Regions from separate parts of the Homo sapiens genome. Here region 1 is linked to region 2. A link is a loop called in an ENCODE intact Hi-C map of the cell type or tissue named here. Cell type or tissue: psoas muscle. All regions are shown on one strand.

The links. A loop is a pair of places that touch in the nucleus more often than their neighbours do. Peaks named below come from ENCODE experiments on the same cell type or tissue, not always from the same donor. Only the 100,000 strongest peaks of a DNase experiment are listed, where the experiment ranks them.
Region 1: a loop joins it to region 2, with 2.7 times the contacts of the local background. A loop is called at or near these places in 3 of 110 quality-filtered maps.

What each region holds. Positions count from the first base shown.
Region 1 is chr6:52,137,929-52,145,928 of GRCh38, forward strand. MIR206 (microRNA 206) reads left to right here and starts at 6,421; the gene lies at 6,421-6,506. In psoas muscle, no CTCF peak of the experiment used is centred here; no DNase peak of the experiment used is centred here; H3K4me3 peaks cover 5,392 bases; H3K27ac peaks cover 6,410 bases.
Region 2 is chr6:52,083,154-52,091,153 of GRCh38, forward strand. It overlaps PKHD1 (PKHD1 ciliary IPT domain containing fibrocystin/polyductin), which reads right to left and starts at 4,460. Exons shown (of 67, transcript NM_138694.4): 1 at 4,281-4,460; 2 at 1,729-1,864; 3 at 25-102. The coding sequence starts at 1,780. In psoas muscle, a CTCF peak has its summit at 4,731 (motif pointing right); no DNase peak of the experiment used is centred here.

The sequences.
Region 1 (8,000 bases), 55 kb after region 2:
CAAATTTTTTTTTTTAAGTAACAGTTTTGGGAGCTGTAATAAAAAGCTTCATCATTATTCTGTATTATTAAATTGTATTATATTATCTTTATGATCCCTCTGCAAATGTGATATAAAGTCAAGTGAGTCAGTGGACTCTCTGCTGGGCTATCTTCTCAAGAAAAATACTCATCTCATTTTATACACATTCTTCACCAAAACACACAGAAAACTTGTTGGTAAAATTTGGAAACCAATGAAATCATTGCTGGTGGCAAGCAACTGCTCAAGCCAAAAGCACTAAGTGACTTCCAGCAGTGTTTCCCTCTCTTTTGAGTGCTGACTGCCTGTCCGCACCCTCATCAGTGAAAGCACCTACAACCATGCCCTTGGAAAGGGCTCACACCTTCCTAACTTCTGTGTGGTTTCTATTCCTCTCCCTCATCTCTTTGCTTTTAGGAAGCTCAGAATATAAGGGCCAATTTTTTGCCCTCAAAGTGTGGAGTGTCAGAAACATTGACCTAGAGCAGTGGTTCTCAGAGTGTGGGCCCCAGACCAGCAGCATCAGCATCACCTGGGAACGTGCTAGAAATGAACATTCTCAGTTCCTACCCCGGCTTCCTGAATCAGAAACTCTGGGGGTGAGACCCAGCAATCTGTGTTTCAGCAAGCCATTCACGTGATTCTGATGCACTAAATTAATCAAAAGGTTAAGAGTTTTTAAGGACCTCTTCCCAGAATCCTCAGTATTCAGATCTCCTTACGTGCTGATCATCTACAGAGCTAGAATTTGTAAAAGAGACCCGTCCACCAAAAAACAACCTCTCAATTCCTTGTTCCCTCCACCTGTAAAATAGAAATATTTCTAATATACGTGTTACAATGCTTAAAAAAGACCTGCACACTGTGCTCTGTAAGGGTGGTGGTAGTGGTGGTGGCTTTATCCGCTTGACCCTTACTGTGCAAAAGGCCTTTGGCAGATGGCTGAGAAATCAAACATGAAGCAGTTAGAGTGCTGGCCCTCTAGGAGAAGAGATGTAGACGCATTACAGGTACACGAGGAATTAGACTGCAAAATAACATGTGATTTATGCCCAATTACAGACATAGGAACTAAGAAGAGGAAGAGAATGGAGAGGAAACTTTGGGAAGAAAGTGGTTTTGAACTTTGGGAAGAAAGTGGTTTTTGAACTAAGCCTTAAAGCAAAGAATTTTAACTAGTGAAGTTGGGCAAAGGAAAAGGAATATTCCTGGTGGAAACTGAGCCTAGGGAATATTGGGAAGGTTAGATATTAGTGGTCACCTCTAGCATTCCTGTCACTAAGATGTTGACTACTCATATTGTACAGAGGGATCACCCTGTTTCTGGATCTAACCATTTATCACCATGTTTGCAGAAATTCATCCTTTAACCCAAACTAAGTAATTTTCTTTGGACTGCTGTGAAGTGAGTCCTTTCCAGGATTAATGATTTTATTGCTATAGAATCCATATCCCTCTTTCTTGTTTATTTTTAGATCATTGTTTTTCAAAGTCTTCTGGCCACTTGTAACAGAATAAAATGGTGGGGGTGGGGAGGACGATGATGTGCAAAAATGCAGGTTCCTGGGCCCTGACCCAGATCACTTATCTCAGTGTCTATCAGATCAAGTCAGAAGAATCTGCATAGAAACTTGGGATTCTAACATTTCTTCAAGCATGAAAGCAACTGTCCTAGAGCTGTTATTTCCTAAATTTGCTGAGCATAGAAGTCACCTAGGAGTGATTGCTTTAAAAGTGGATCCCCAGCTATTACCTTGGAGATTCTGATCCCGTGGCTCTGGAGTGGAGTGCTCCCCTACCAGGGAACAGGGATATTAATAAGCGCCTCAGAGACACCAAGAATCAGGCAAGGTTTGGAAATACAGCATATTAGAACAAATGTGAGCTTTGGGTTAGAGAGTAACATCAAGTCATAAGTCTGCCATTTACTTGCTGAATGATTTTGGCAAGTTTCTTAGCCACTCTGTCTCCAAATTACTTAGCCTGCTTGTGACAGTTTCATCAAATGCCTTTCACAAGATTGTTGTAAGCATGAATCCTCTAAACAAACGGCTTAGTATAATGTTGGCTCCCTCTCCTCCCCTTACCCTCCCCTCCCCTGAAGTTCCAGCTCCAATTCTCCTGGATGAGAAGCAGGGCAAGGACAACAGTGATGGTGAAATGCCACTGATACTCACCTCTTCTGGGGAAGGTGGCAGAATGCCAGCAGGAAGAGAAGGTGGGCTCTTGGAGCTGGCATTGCTCTTGGCTGCCCCTGGGAAGTTAAATGGGACTCCTGTCTAAGATTAAATCAACATTCAGAACTAGCCAGTTCTCTAAAAATAGCAAGACATTCTGGCTGAGTCCCAGAAAAAATAAGGTCTTATCCCGAATTACTACCCCATGCTTGCCTTAAAAGGAGGGACCTCTACTTTATTTCCGACCTCCTCAGCCAGATGATGGTAAGCCCCAAATAATTTGGCTTTCACTTAGTGAGCAGCAGAATCACTTCTGTTTCACAGACAGCCACCAAGAACACCAGGAAGAGATACCAGTGTTTAAGGTCACAAGTCCTCAGACTTTGAAGTGGGTGCATCAGTGCAGGCCATGCCTTCTGCAGACACTAGTAGGGCTCTAATTCCCATAAAAGCATACAATTCTGATTACATTTTAGCAAGCTAGTATCAGTTGTTTAAAACTTCCAAGCTTCACCAGGGGCAGAGAAGGAATAGGGAGAGCTAAGATGCCTATATTAGAAATTCAGAGAGTCACCTACAGGTGATTGTTCTGCAGAGAATCCTGGTTTTCTATCCTCATCCAGCAAACAAACTAAGATCAGATCTATTATCAGAGGGAAAATCCCCTGTGGTCAGTAAGGGGACAGTCTGAGCATCTCATCACATATATCCTTTCATAAAACTCCTAAAAATGAGACTGGCATCCCAGACATTCGGAACCTGTAATGATTCTTGTCAGAAATGATACTGATTAATACCTTTTTTTAACAAATCTACTAAAATTGTACGACGAATATTTTTGATAATATTTTTGCTTTCTCAAGTATCTTTGAATCACCCCTTACATAAAAACAATTGTCATGTTAATGAAACCCTTTAAAGTAGATCAAATATAAGGATTTCCATGTAGTAAGTAGATTCCATTGCCAGATTAATACTAATTAATATATCAATTACACATTAATTAATAATATAATACATATAATTATTAATAAGATCAATATTATGTTGATTGTATATTATTAATAGATAATGTTAATAATAGTAATAGAGATTATTTATTAAACTTCAAATATTATGCTCATGGCACACTACATAAATCTAATTCCTCCCGTTGAGGAAGCACTGTTAGTCTCACTTTACAGATGAGGAAGCTGAGGCTGAAAGAGGTTAAATAGCTTGCTCAAGTCACAGATGTCCAAGCCATGCTGTTTCTCCCTGCACCCCTCATAGCCAATAACCTTGAAGATCACATTTGTCTTACTCAGACTTCTCTCGGTCTCAACCTGTCCTTGATTTTACCCAAATCCAATAGGCTTTCTAAGGACCATTAATGAGAAATAAGCATCCTTCTATCTCTTTAATGTGTTGAGTCATTTATGTTCAAATACTGTCCTGCTCAGCAAAAGAAACTGAAAAAGAACTGTGATTGCTGTTTATGCTTTTGAGGCTACTTTTTTACTGTTACTTAAGTCTGGAACGCTTTTAAATGGTACTTGCTTCTCAGGACAAGGGAAAGGACATGTTAGTAATTTAAGGGTTTTGAGCAGTTGTCTGATCATGAGGCAGGGCTGGGGTGTGGAGTAAATCTTGTTTTCAATAACCTGTTGAGTGACATTTTATATTGCCATTGGCCCATTCTCCTAAGAAACTCAAGATATTCACATGTGTTATCTCATTAATCTTCAACCCATTCTTTGGTGGGCAGCTGGGGTTACACAACTGCTATTTACAGATAAGTAGCATGGGATTTGGTATAGGAATGAAGACAGAAAGCTGGTAATTTGGCTAATATCACCCAGCACACAATTGGCCAAGTGACACACCACATCTCCTAATTCTTTCCATTAACAGTGCCTACTAAAGTCAAAAGATTTGGGTAGATAGGAAACTAGATAAATAATCTGGAAAAAAAACCCACATCCAATTGTCATATAGATGCCCTTGCCCTATGCAAAGCACAGAGAAACGTGTCTTTATGTTCTCCATCCCAGATTTTTTTACCTACTATTTTTGTCTTGTCTGAAATATGTTGGTTTTGCCGTAGTTTGTTTTTCCAGTCTACCTTTCTCTCCATTTTCTAACCTGTTCCATGACTTTTCTTTCTTGTGTCTTAAGCTAGATGTCCAGGAAAATGGGAAGAAGGTTTAAACAAGGCTTTCATCATAGATATTCCCATTTCAAACTCTCTCTCTCGACTTTCAAAATTCTCTATTCATTCTAAAGTGATAAGAATTTAGTTACCTGGACTCATTAATTGTCAAGTAATTGGTTATTAACAATTTGTTTTTCTCCTGCAGATTTTGCAGTGAACTTTTAAGTAATCTTTTCACCCTACAAGGTTGGGCTTGGCAAAGACAAAACAATTCACACCCAAATGTTGGGGACAGTCTAATGGGATAGTTTACACTGTCTTGGCTATCTCAAATCTTTTCCCTGGAAATCTTTTTCTTTTGTATTCCTACATAAATGTATGAAGCTCAGCCTGGCTCATGAATAGCAAGTCTCTTAAAGTTGGCTCTTTCTAGTTCTTTGAACATAAAACTTGATGGTTCCTCTCATCGGTGCAAACCCTCACTCCTCACAACTCAAATGCCAAACACTTTGGAGGATCTCCATCTGACAGATGTAACTAGTTAAAATGGACATTTATTCAGCTCTTAAGTTCCCTGGTTCTATGAAAGAAATGAGACATTTTTATTTTCTTAGAGGCACAGACACACCTCCTTCCTCCTTTGACCAAGCTGCCTCCCTGCCATCAGCCCCTGATAGTGTGTTTTTGGTTGCCCACTGCCCCCAAACTTAGAGAAGGAAGGGTAGCCCCAAACTCTCACTTCTATGAAGTTCATACTTGACTATGGGAGAAAACAGTGTTTTCAGAGCAGAAGCTTACATAGCCATTGGATGGAATTGGATGAGCCATTGGATGATTCCCAAGGTCAGCCCGAAAGATTTTGACTGGGATGCTAGAGACATTTTCCTATTTTCCTAAGAAACAGTATGGTTTCTAAGCCACCTCCATCAACAACACCCCAAGCGCAGAGTTACAGAAAGGATAAAGGTACACCAAGTCAAAAACCCATAGTGTTTCCTTTTCTTCCTTCTCAACATTTTTTTTACCTTCTAAGCCTCTCTCCATGGGTTGATCCAAAACTGTGCCTCCAATCTGATTAGTTTTTTTTAAATAATTACCATTTATAAATATGATAATTAATACATTTCTACGATCCTCATTTTCCTCATCTGTAAAATCAGATAAAATGGCTACATTTCATAGAGTAGGTAGGAGTCAAGGTGCTCACATACGCAAAACACTGTAATGATTCTGTTATAGAAAACATACTTATAAAAAGTTACCTCTTATTTTTTATTACTGTGATTAAATGTTTTTAACCACCCCAGCCAGTGCTGTGAGCCTCAAACCTTTTTTGGGGGCCAACTCTTCCTTTGGCATATGTTTCCCCATTTTCTGGCAGAGAATCAGATACCACAAAGTTCAAAACCCCATCTCCCTCCAGCCAGGGTGGCCATCCAGACCCTGAGTGGCTCAACAGCTGCCAATGTCCCTCATCCTTCTGAGGCTCAGGCCTCACAGATTGTGGGGCAGGTGATGGGCTAGGGGGAGCAGAAGCCCGACAAAAGGATCCTTCCCACAGTGAACAATGGTGCTTGGAATGCTGGATGGGCAGCTGCTGCCCATCAACAAGCACCCAAAACAGATAGACGTACAGTAGGAAGTACAGGAGGGCCGGTGTGTTTCTAAGCATGAGTGGCTCTCTGCGTGAATGTGGAAAATTTCTCTGTTGGATTCTCTCTTCTTTTTAATTTTCCCTTCACTGGATCCCAAACATTAAAAAAGAATCACATTCAAAATGCACAAAAACAGCAGCAGTGAATTAATTAGTAGTAATAACAAAGGACTGGATAGACTGTAGCTGCACAAGAATAAGCCAGGGAAACGTGGTGCTGCTTATCTGTGAACAAACAGTAGGAAGGATTTGGTCCCAAGCAGCACTGCCATTCCTCACAACAGATTTATTTCAGCATGATTTGGTCGGGCGGGGGGGATTTAGGATGAGTTGAGATCCCAGTGATCTTCTCGCTAAGAGTTTCCTGCCTGGGCAAGGAGGAAAGATGCTACAAGTGGCCCACTTCTGAGATGCGGGCTGCTTCTGGATGACACTGCTTCCCGAGGCCACATGCTTCTTTATATCCCCATATGGATTACTTTGCTATGGAATGTAAGGAAGTGTGTGGTTTCGGCAAGTGCCTCCTCGCTGGCCCCAGGGTACCACCCGGAGCACAGGTTTGGTGACCTTCTTCCTCATCAGGGCTTTGTGCCAGCAAATGACTCCCTCACCAAGGAAGCAAGAGCCTCTGAATCCCATCTGGGCTCTTCCTGAACACCCCTATCTCCCCCTCTTGAGGCGTCCTCGCTCAGCCCAAGGTTTCAGGCACACTGACTGCTGTCCCACAGTCCCCGCTGTGGCCAGCCTCCCAGACCTGGCTCCTCTGGCCAGCCTGGTGAGGAAAGGCCTTTCCCCCAAAGGTTTTTCACAGAATCAGCCCTCACCCTCCTAGTTCCTTCCTCTGGTCATATTACTTCTGAAATGAGAGGTTTCTATGAACCAAACTGAATCATAATCTCTTTCAAGCCATGTGTATTGCAAGCGTTTCTCAGGGCTTGCATTGTACTGAGGCAGGTGCTGTGAGTGAGGTTCAGGAAACCATAATAAGTAGTTCATCCGGGGTCACAGTCCCCTGACTCTGCTCTGCTGTCCTTTCCACTTCACACCACAACCCTGTCACAAATGGACTCTGCAAGGCTGTTTGAAGAAACACCTTGAGATGCTAAAATAGCGATTAACTCAACTAACAGGCAAGTTCCTTTCTCCTCTGTTTCCTAAACCCCTGTGTTCCCAGCTCTGACTCCAAAGGGCTTGAACCCACACCAAGAAAGTGCTGAATCTACAGAGGGAAGCCTTGAGCAGGAGGGGAGGCTGCAGTCACCCAAGGCTCATGCCATCACCCCACGAAGAGTTTCAGAACAAGGGAGGAAGATGAAGAGGCCTCCTTCCCTCACTTAAACCCCCATTCCAGGATGGCTCTTACATCCCACACCTCTGACTCCTTGTTTTTAGGGTGAGTGTGTGTGAGAAATTACAGCTGGGACCACACTACATTTACACCTTGAGTTCTTAAACAAAACCACAAAAGAAAACCCGAGAAGATTTGACCAAAATGTGCCAAGATGCACAAGACAGGACTGTCAAATGAAACTGAGCAGCAGCAGAACAAGGACATGGGAGAGGAGGAAAGGGAGGGAAGAAGGGAGGATGCACCATGTTTGCATAGGAGATGGCAGAGGAGTGCACAGCAGCTGGTGATGAGGGGCCCCCTGCCCAAGGAGGCGACAGCACCCAGAGCACTGGGCCAAGGCTCCCCTCTGCCCTAACTGGGCTCAGTAACACCTGCAACACAAGCCTCTCACCTCTTCCAGAAACCAGACAGTTATCTAATGGCCTTTAAGGGCATAAAACCTGTATTTTTGGGGGGGTGGAAGGAACTTGGAAGAACATGGTAAATTACTAGAGATGGGACAGCTACAGAACTGAGCACAGAAACTTCTCACTTTAGATTAGTGGCCCTTCAATTGGAGATGATGTCGTTCCCCAGGGGCATTTGGCAGTGTCTAGAGACATTCTCAATTGTCACAACTCGGGGGTTCCTGGCATCTAGGGATTGGGGACCAGGGATGCTGCT
Region 2 (8,000 bases):
GCACTTGGTAAAACCCCAACCTACCATCAAAAATGACTGTGATCCACGTTCCCCCTGCAAGGCTACCTTCTTCAGGTTCAATATGTAAACTCAGGTGACGTACTGTAAGTAAGTGAAAAAAAACATTGGTTTTGAAGGTCAGATTCAAACCACTACCTTCTGCAATATTTTAAGCAATATTTAACCTGCCTCAGAATCACCAGAAAGGCTTGATTAAGCACAGGTGGTTGCACCACATCCCCAGAGTTTCTGGTTCCGTAGGTCTGGGGCAGGCCCAAGAATCTACATTTCTAACCAGGTGCTGCTGGTGTGGGAAACACATCATCAGAAGCCCCATTTTAAGGAAAATTTTGACAAATTCTTCTTATCTTAGACATTCAAAAACCCTGCACTCATCAGGACAATTCTGAATTTCTACTTCCTTTGGAAAGAGCCTCAAGGACATATTTGGGTCCTAATCAAACCCATACTGTCTCTCTCTGCTCTCTTTCCCACTCTTTAATCAGGTGGCCATATTTCCCTGTAAAGATCATCAATCATTTCCAGTCCTGGAGAGAAAAAAGGACTTCCATTAGGTTGGTGCAAAAGCAATTGCTGTTTTGCATTCCTTTTAATGGCAAAACCGCGATTACTTTTGCACCAACCTAATAGAAGCTGTTCCTATTTCAATTCTCCTGCTCAATATACTGCTTAATATACTAGTTTTCCCTCATGATCAGAATGACTTCCCAAATGAATACAAAATTATCTAGATTCTTGCCTTGCCTGCTTAGAGAGGGGGTGAAGCATGGATCATTGCTGGAATTTCCTTTTGTTTAAAAAAAAAAAAGGCAGTATAGAATTTATATACTAGGCTAGATTGGATTCTCCTGTATAGATCACCAGCTAAGCATGGGCCTTAATCTATCCCTCCATCTTTGAAGATGTTCCTGGACAAGTCTTGATGAAGGAAAGGCCAAGTTAAGGAAGCCAGCAAAAATCATGCAGCTGCTCAGTGAGGTAATAAACAAGGAAAGTGTTACCGACAGAATTATTTATAGTTTCTTTAGAAGAAACTGTGTCTAGCCCAGGACTTCCCTGTACAGTTATTCTCATGATGCACTTCACATCTGAAGGTGGTGGGGAACCACGTCACATTAGCACAACCATTTATGGCAGCCCCAGCCAGACTAGACCATCTTCCAAAGATGATTAGATACTTCTATCTAAAGAAGCCCCAAAACAAAGGCCATAAAAAGATACAGAGGATAACCAAATTCGCAGAGAAAATTGAACAGATGATTTGAGATAATACAAGCAATCTAATGATTATGACAAGTTAATCTCTTTGGGAAAGTCCGACAGCAAAATCTAAAAAGAATTACATCACATAGCCCAAAAGGAATTATAAAAGAAAGGTTATAAGTTATTATTAAAAGCTCTGCACTACAACAATAATCTTCACTGACCATTAAAAATTGAAGTATATAGTCATAACATTTCAGTATATAACCTCAGCTGTTAAACAGAAAATAAAAACAATTATTCAACATATAATTTAAACCCAAAAGCAAATACCTTAACACCTGCTCTGAAAACAGTATTTTTAACTCAATTTTTTGATTGGCAAGTTAAAAATGCATATATTTATGGTATACAACCAAAATATTACTTTAAGTTTCAATAATAGTTCTCAAGGTAACCTATTGTGTTCTTACCTATAATTCCTTCAAAACACATTCTACTGACCTGCCAAAAGTAGTACTTCAATACTCATCAGAGAGATCAGCCAGGCAGTCATTCTGTCCACTTAAATCAATACTCTTAAGATTGCTCAGACATTAAAAGCATTTTCAGTTTTGATTGGAGCAGCATAGCTTTTGTGCTTTATAAAAACAAAAAAAGCAAAAAAAAATTATCATTTTGTTTACATACGATTATTTTGCTGTTCTGAAACCTGGGAAATTAAGGAGATGAGATAAACATGGCCTTAGTGTCTTCAAATGGAGCCACCATTTTTCCAAGCTCAGGAGAAAAGGATCATCTGAGAACCTTGCATAAAATCATCCCCACTCTGCCCTCCTTGTCCCACCAACTTATTTTAAGCTGGATAAATAATAACCTCTTTCATTAACTCATTATTGAACAGAAGCTGAGTTTTAAAAAGAATTCTAGAAATTAAAATTCTAGTTCGTGATAGGGTGAAGTCTGTTTTGCTTTGCCCTGTGCTGGCGTCCAGCTTTCCCTCGTGCTGCTCTCCAGTTTGAACCCTACACTGCAGCCACACGCCGTTCTCACCGTCACTCAGACAAGCCTTCCACACATCAGCCTCTGCCTTGGCCCCTGCTGGTCCCTTCCTGGATGCCCTCAACTCTCTCCGTGGCCTCAGGAGATCCTGGCGCACCTTCGTGGTGCTGCTCAGGAGCCCCTCCTCAGCTGATTCTTTCCTCCGCCATTCCAGTGCTCACCACCTTCCCCCTGAACCTCTAACTTCCGTGCTGTAGAGCCTAGACCAGATAATGTGGCACACATAGGCCTCTTCTTCCAGACGGCACGTTCCTTGAAGAGACCCAGGAACCAGTCTTCTATTTCCACAGCCTTCCTAGTGTGAAAGTGTGAAGGTCCCACACAGCGCTCAGTACATTGGAGTGGATGAAGACATATTTGAATACCCTAAATCTGGGTTTACCTAATCTGAGATGAACAGCTTTCACTCTCATGCCTGCTCTAAGGAAAGTGCTGAGCTGCTCTCCAGCACCTCATGGCAGAGGGCATCGACAAAATCCTCTTAAAAATAGTGCCTCTGAAATTTTCTGAAAGTTTGAAAATTACAGAATTAAACACCCACATGTACTACTAAATACACGTTTAATATATATTTAATTATGTTTATGTTTATTACATATAAATATATAAATATATTTAATATATATATACATACCTACATACACACACACACATACACACACACAAAGTGTGTGTGTATGTGTGTGTGTGTGGCAGGGTCTCATTCTGTCATTTGGGCTGGAGTGCAGTGGCATGATGTCAGTTCACTGCAACCTCCATCTCCCAGGTTCAAGTGATTCTTATGCCTCAGCCTCCTGAGTAGCTGGGATTACAGGTGTGCGCCACCACACCCGGCTAATTTTTGAATTTTTTGTAGAGACAGGTTTTCACCATGATAGCCAGACTGGTCTTGAACTCCTGGCCTCAAGTGATCTCCCTGCCTCAGCCTCCCAAAGTGCTGGGATTACAGGCATGAACCACCACACCTGGCCATTTAATTTATATTTTTAAGAAAACACTGAGATTAGCAGAAGTAGTTACATCATTTCTGAAAATATAAAAGCTACAATATACTCCCCCCCTCAAAAAAAAAATCTGCAAAAACTTTGCAATAAACTCACCTTACGGGCATGTTCTGATTGAGACAGCTGGAAATCTATAATCATTTCTATTTAATTCAACACTGCAAACATTTATTGTATGCCCACTACGTGCTAAGCACTATACTAAAAGTTGGGAAAACAAACAATCTATGTACCTGCCCCCGAGTCATTACCAGATAGGGTAAGTGTGGAGGCTACTTGGATTTAAGAAAGGAATTCTAGTATTTTCAAGTGGATTCAGCAAGTGTTCCTTTTCGTTGCAAAATTCCCAAACTTTTACGTCTATTTGAAATAGAATTCAACTTATAAATATACAACTTTCAGAATACATCTACCACATAGGGAAAAGTACCCAAGCGTATTTGCTGCTTAGTCCAAAAGCATGAGATCTGACTTGCTTGTTACACAGACAAAATATACTCAGCACAGGAGAGTCTATTTTCAATCTGGCTACGTGATTTTAACATTTCTTCTTAATGCCTACTCCCAAGCTCAGAACAATAGAAATAAACATTCGCACACTGGTTTTCTTAAAACCCTACATTTGGAACTGCATCTTTTTCATGTCAATTATAAATGTAATTTTTTATTAGTCTATCCACTAATTCTTCCTAAAAATAAACTCAGACTCTCTTTATTTCTCATAACTAAAATTTTTCAACCACAGAGGAGAGCTGTGTGCATTTATTTAGTCATGTTTTTGTTCTCCTCTCTCTCTCTCCTCTCTCTGCTCTCACTCCCTCTTCCCTTCTTCCTCCCTTCCCTCTCAGCTTCTCCTTTGGGACATCGAGGGACAAAGTTGCAAGGCACTACTATAGATCTCCCATTTCTTCCTTTTGTTCACCAGAACGTTAACAAGAGATACAACACCTAGAAAACAGAGAGCAGAGACTTTTCTGGATCAAACAGTACCTTTTTTTTCTGTTTCTGTCTCCTTGTGACTCAAGGGAGAAATGATCCTTTCTTTCTAAGTGATCTTATTTCTCTCTGTCAAGAATCCGTGGACATGTTATCTGGTTAGAGCTCAGCCTGCAGCCACCACGCAGGTAACTCACTCACGTTAGACTATAACTCACCTAACTCGTTTGTGTCCCAGCCAAATGTGTACCAGAGTAAAAGTTCAGACCTGACCATGGGTAAGTTTAATGATTAACATAAGCCACTCAGGCTTTTTCCTCAGGGCTTGTTAGTAATGACCAAAGGAAAAGTGTCTTACATTTTTCTCCACTTACTGCATGTGCCCCAGATAAGAATTTTAAGTAAAAGTCCACCCAGTGAGACAAACAGGCATTCAACATTGAAAGAATTTGCCAGCAAATCAGCGATTGAACAGAGGGCTCAAGAGAAAGGACCACTAGAGGGCAGATCCCCATTCATGAACAGTCTCTCACTCTTCATCCCGAAGAGTGACTCGTAAATACCAGGTTATGGGCTGTTATTCATATACCCACTGTAGGGGTATGGGTCTAAAGAAGTACAGAAGGGAAGTAACTTGGTCCAAGTCTTGCTGAGAAAGGGTTGATTGATTCTCTTCATTTTTCTACTCCTCATCCTCCCTCTTGACCTTGCTTTTTTAACCAAGAGGAGGTCCTTGACTTGTACTCATCACCCTCCAGTCGTACCCAGACCATGGGCCTCAGTCATCGGTTGAACTGGTGGGCCTAGGAAGGTCAACAACACCTTCTTACTTGGTCCATGTCTGACTTCTCTGTTCCTGTCCCACTGCCCATTCTGATTCACATCCCCCAATTCCTGATCATGTTTGTCTACGTCTGGCGATACCTGACCAGAAGACGTCCTTATCTTCTATCCTCTCCCTTTCCTTTGAGGGAGAAGTCATTTTGGTAAAATTTGATAGCCCTGAGTCTCCACCTTCAAGGACCAGCAGTAGACCTGGAGAAGCATCTCCAGCAAAACCAGATTAAAGCCATGGAAATACGACCACAACTCTGATGACAGTAGTAAAACTATCCTCTAGAAAGTGTGGAAGTTTACATCAACTCTGCTGTATATCACAGTTTGGCAACCCGTGACAAGCTGAAAAATTTTTGTAGCCCTGAAGCTAGTGGTGTAGAGAGAGGGTGCTTGGCCAGATTGGGGCAGGTAGGGGGTCAGTCACCCCACCACCCTGCCTGCCTGCTGAACCTCTCTCAGTTTCCACTCTGGATCTCTTCCATGCAGGTCAACAAGCATCATTTGAACCACATTTGTGTGCCTGGCATGTGGGTAATGGGAAGGAGGGGGAAGACTAGTTTGGGGGTAAAGGAGATTTCAACATTATTAGTAACTTTTATTTTTATAAAAATGATATGAATCACTTAGATAATTCAAAGTTATATTTTTAAAGAGTATGACACAGTTTCTGCCTTCAAACTGCTTACCATCTGGCAGAGGAGACAGAAATATAATCAGATTATTTTATTATATTGTAGAGTCTCCTGATAAGTTTCCTAAGACTTATGTTTTATTTCTTGTTATTTCAACAAGAGGTTTCCATAAATTAGCCCCACATCTATCCTTGGCTAAAAGGCCTATAATAAATATTTATAAGTATTTTTGGCAGCCTAGCTATCAAGGCCGCATCCTAAAATCACCCCAATTTTCTTATGAGGAGACAGCCACCTCTCTACTATGGACTAAAAGAATCCTAATGACACCCAGGACTTTGGTTTCTGTGCTCTGTGTTATAGGTATTTCGTGGTGGACAATCAAGCTCTATTGTAAAAGAAATAAAGGACAATGAATCATTTCTTGCCTTGAGGCCTAAAAGGAAATGTTGTAGAACTCTAGAGAAAGTGGCTATACCACATGAAGCTTTGGGGAGCCTCCAGTATTCCTGTCATTGGGATATGTCCATGGAATATAAGCCCCTTACACTCCAAAGCCTCTTTCACATAGAAATTCTAAAGCCTTGAGCTCAAGTCTCTGAAAATGCTTCTCAGGAGGCAGGCTGAGCACCATTTCTCTGCTATTCCAAGGAGGGTAGCCATGCCCACCACAGACATTGACAACACTCTACAAGAAGTAATTCCTATGAGTGCTTATAAAATTCTCAGCACAAAAATTGTTACTCAGGCCTATGATGCAAACTCAGGGAGGTCAGGAGAGAGGGTTAATCTCTGACCCCTTTCTCTTGGATTCTAACACTGCTCTGAATTCCTGGAAAACTGTGGGGGCCCATGAGAATGCACCTTGCAGATCTCCAATTACAAGAAGCATAAAAGATCAAGGGCCTAGTTTCTTTGCCATAAAATTCATCACTGCATTTGGACCAAGGCCACGCTTCTACATGCTGCTCCCAGCCAAGGACTGAGTGTGGAAGGATAGTAAGACAGGTCCATCCAGAGGAGACACAGGACTCCTCCAACAGCAACTTTGCCTTAAAGCCTGCCTGATGACCTTGCTGAACCTTCCTAGAGTATGTGGCAACCTAGGATGCTTCCACCCCCTCTCTTTCACTGTGGTCAGACTGGCAGCTTGCCCAGTGTTCTCCAGTTCCAACCCATCTTTTCTCACAGGCACCACCTTAATAAAATCCTTGCACGTTTCATCCTGTTTCAGCATCTGCTTCTCAGAGGACCCAGACTAACACAGGAACCCTGTGGTAGGAGAACACTATTGATAGGCACTTTGGACTTTGCATTAGTGGCCCCAGGAATGGTGTCAATTGTGAAGAGTCTTTAGAAGGGTTCACAGGCTATGGATATTAAACAAAGGAAGCCAGAATAGAAGAGGAAGGACAAAATGAGCATCATCTAAGAAACTCTGAAATTAGCATGCTGGATACCTTTCATTTAACCCTCCAGACCTACTCTCTACCCTTCTCCACCCTGCTGTGTGCCCTTGGAAGGTGACCTGTGTGGGCTGCACCAATGCACTTATTGCCCACAAGTGTTTCACAAATGGAGGCCACAACCAGGAACCCAGAGGAAGGGGCAGAGAGACAAGATGTGATAAGAGTATTTTCCCCCACTTCCATCCCTACTAGATCTCAGCTTCTGACAGAGGGGCCTTTCCATATAGCACCCTCACTCTCATTCTCTCACTCTCTCTGCAGGTTCTAGTGCCCCTCCTCTCTTTATTTCTTCAGGCCTAAGGGTGGTAACAGGTCCTACTGTTCCTAGCTTGCATACACTGCACCATCCCTTCTTGCTCTTCCTGAACCTTGGCCACACCTCTTAGAAATAATTTCTTTATTAATTTTTCAGTCTACACATGCCATCTCTCTAGGTCCTAATGAGACCCTAACTAGAATAGATAAGCTCTAAGAGATAGCTAAGTTCACACATGGGTCAATGTAGAGTTCAAAGCCATCAAAATGTGGGTGCAACTATAAATATGCCCCCATGTGTATGCATAGGCTGATGATGCCAGCCAACACTGAAGTTATACACATCGTTCCCAAACAGGATGGTATGGTTCTTTTTTTTTTTTTTTATACTTTAAGTTTTAGGGTACATGTGCACAATGTGCAGGTTAGTTACATATGTATACATGTGCCATGCTGGTGTGCTGCACCATTAACTCGTCATTTAGCATTAGGTATATCTCCTAATGCTATCCCACCCCCCTTCCCCCACCCCACAACAGGCCCCAGAGTGTGATGTTCCCCTTCCTGTGTCCATGTGTTCT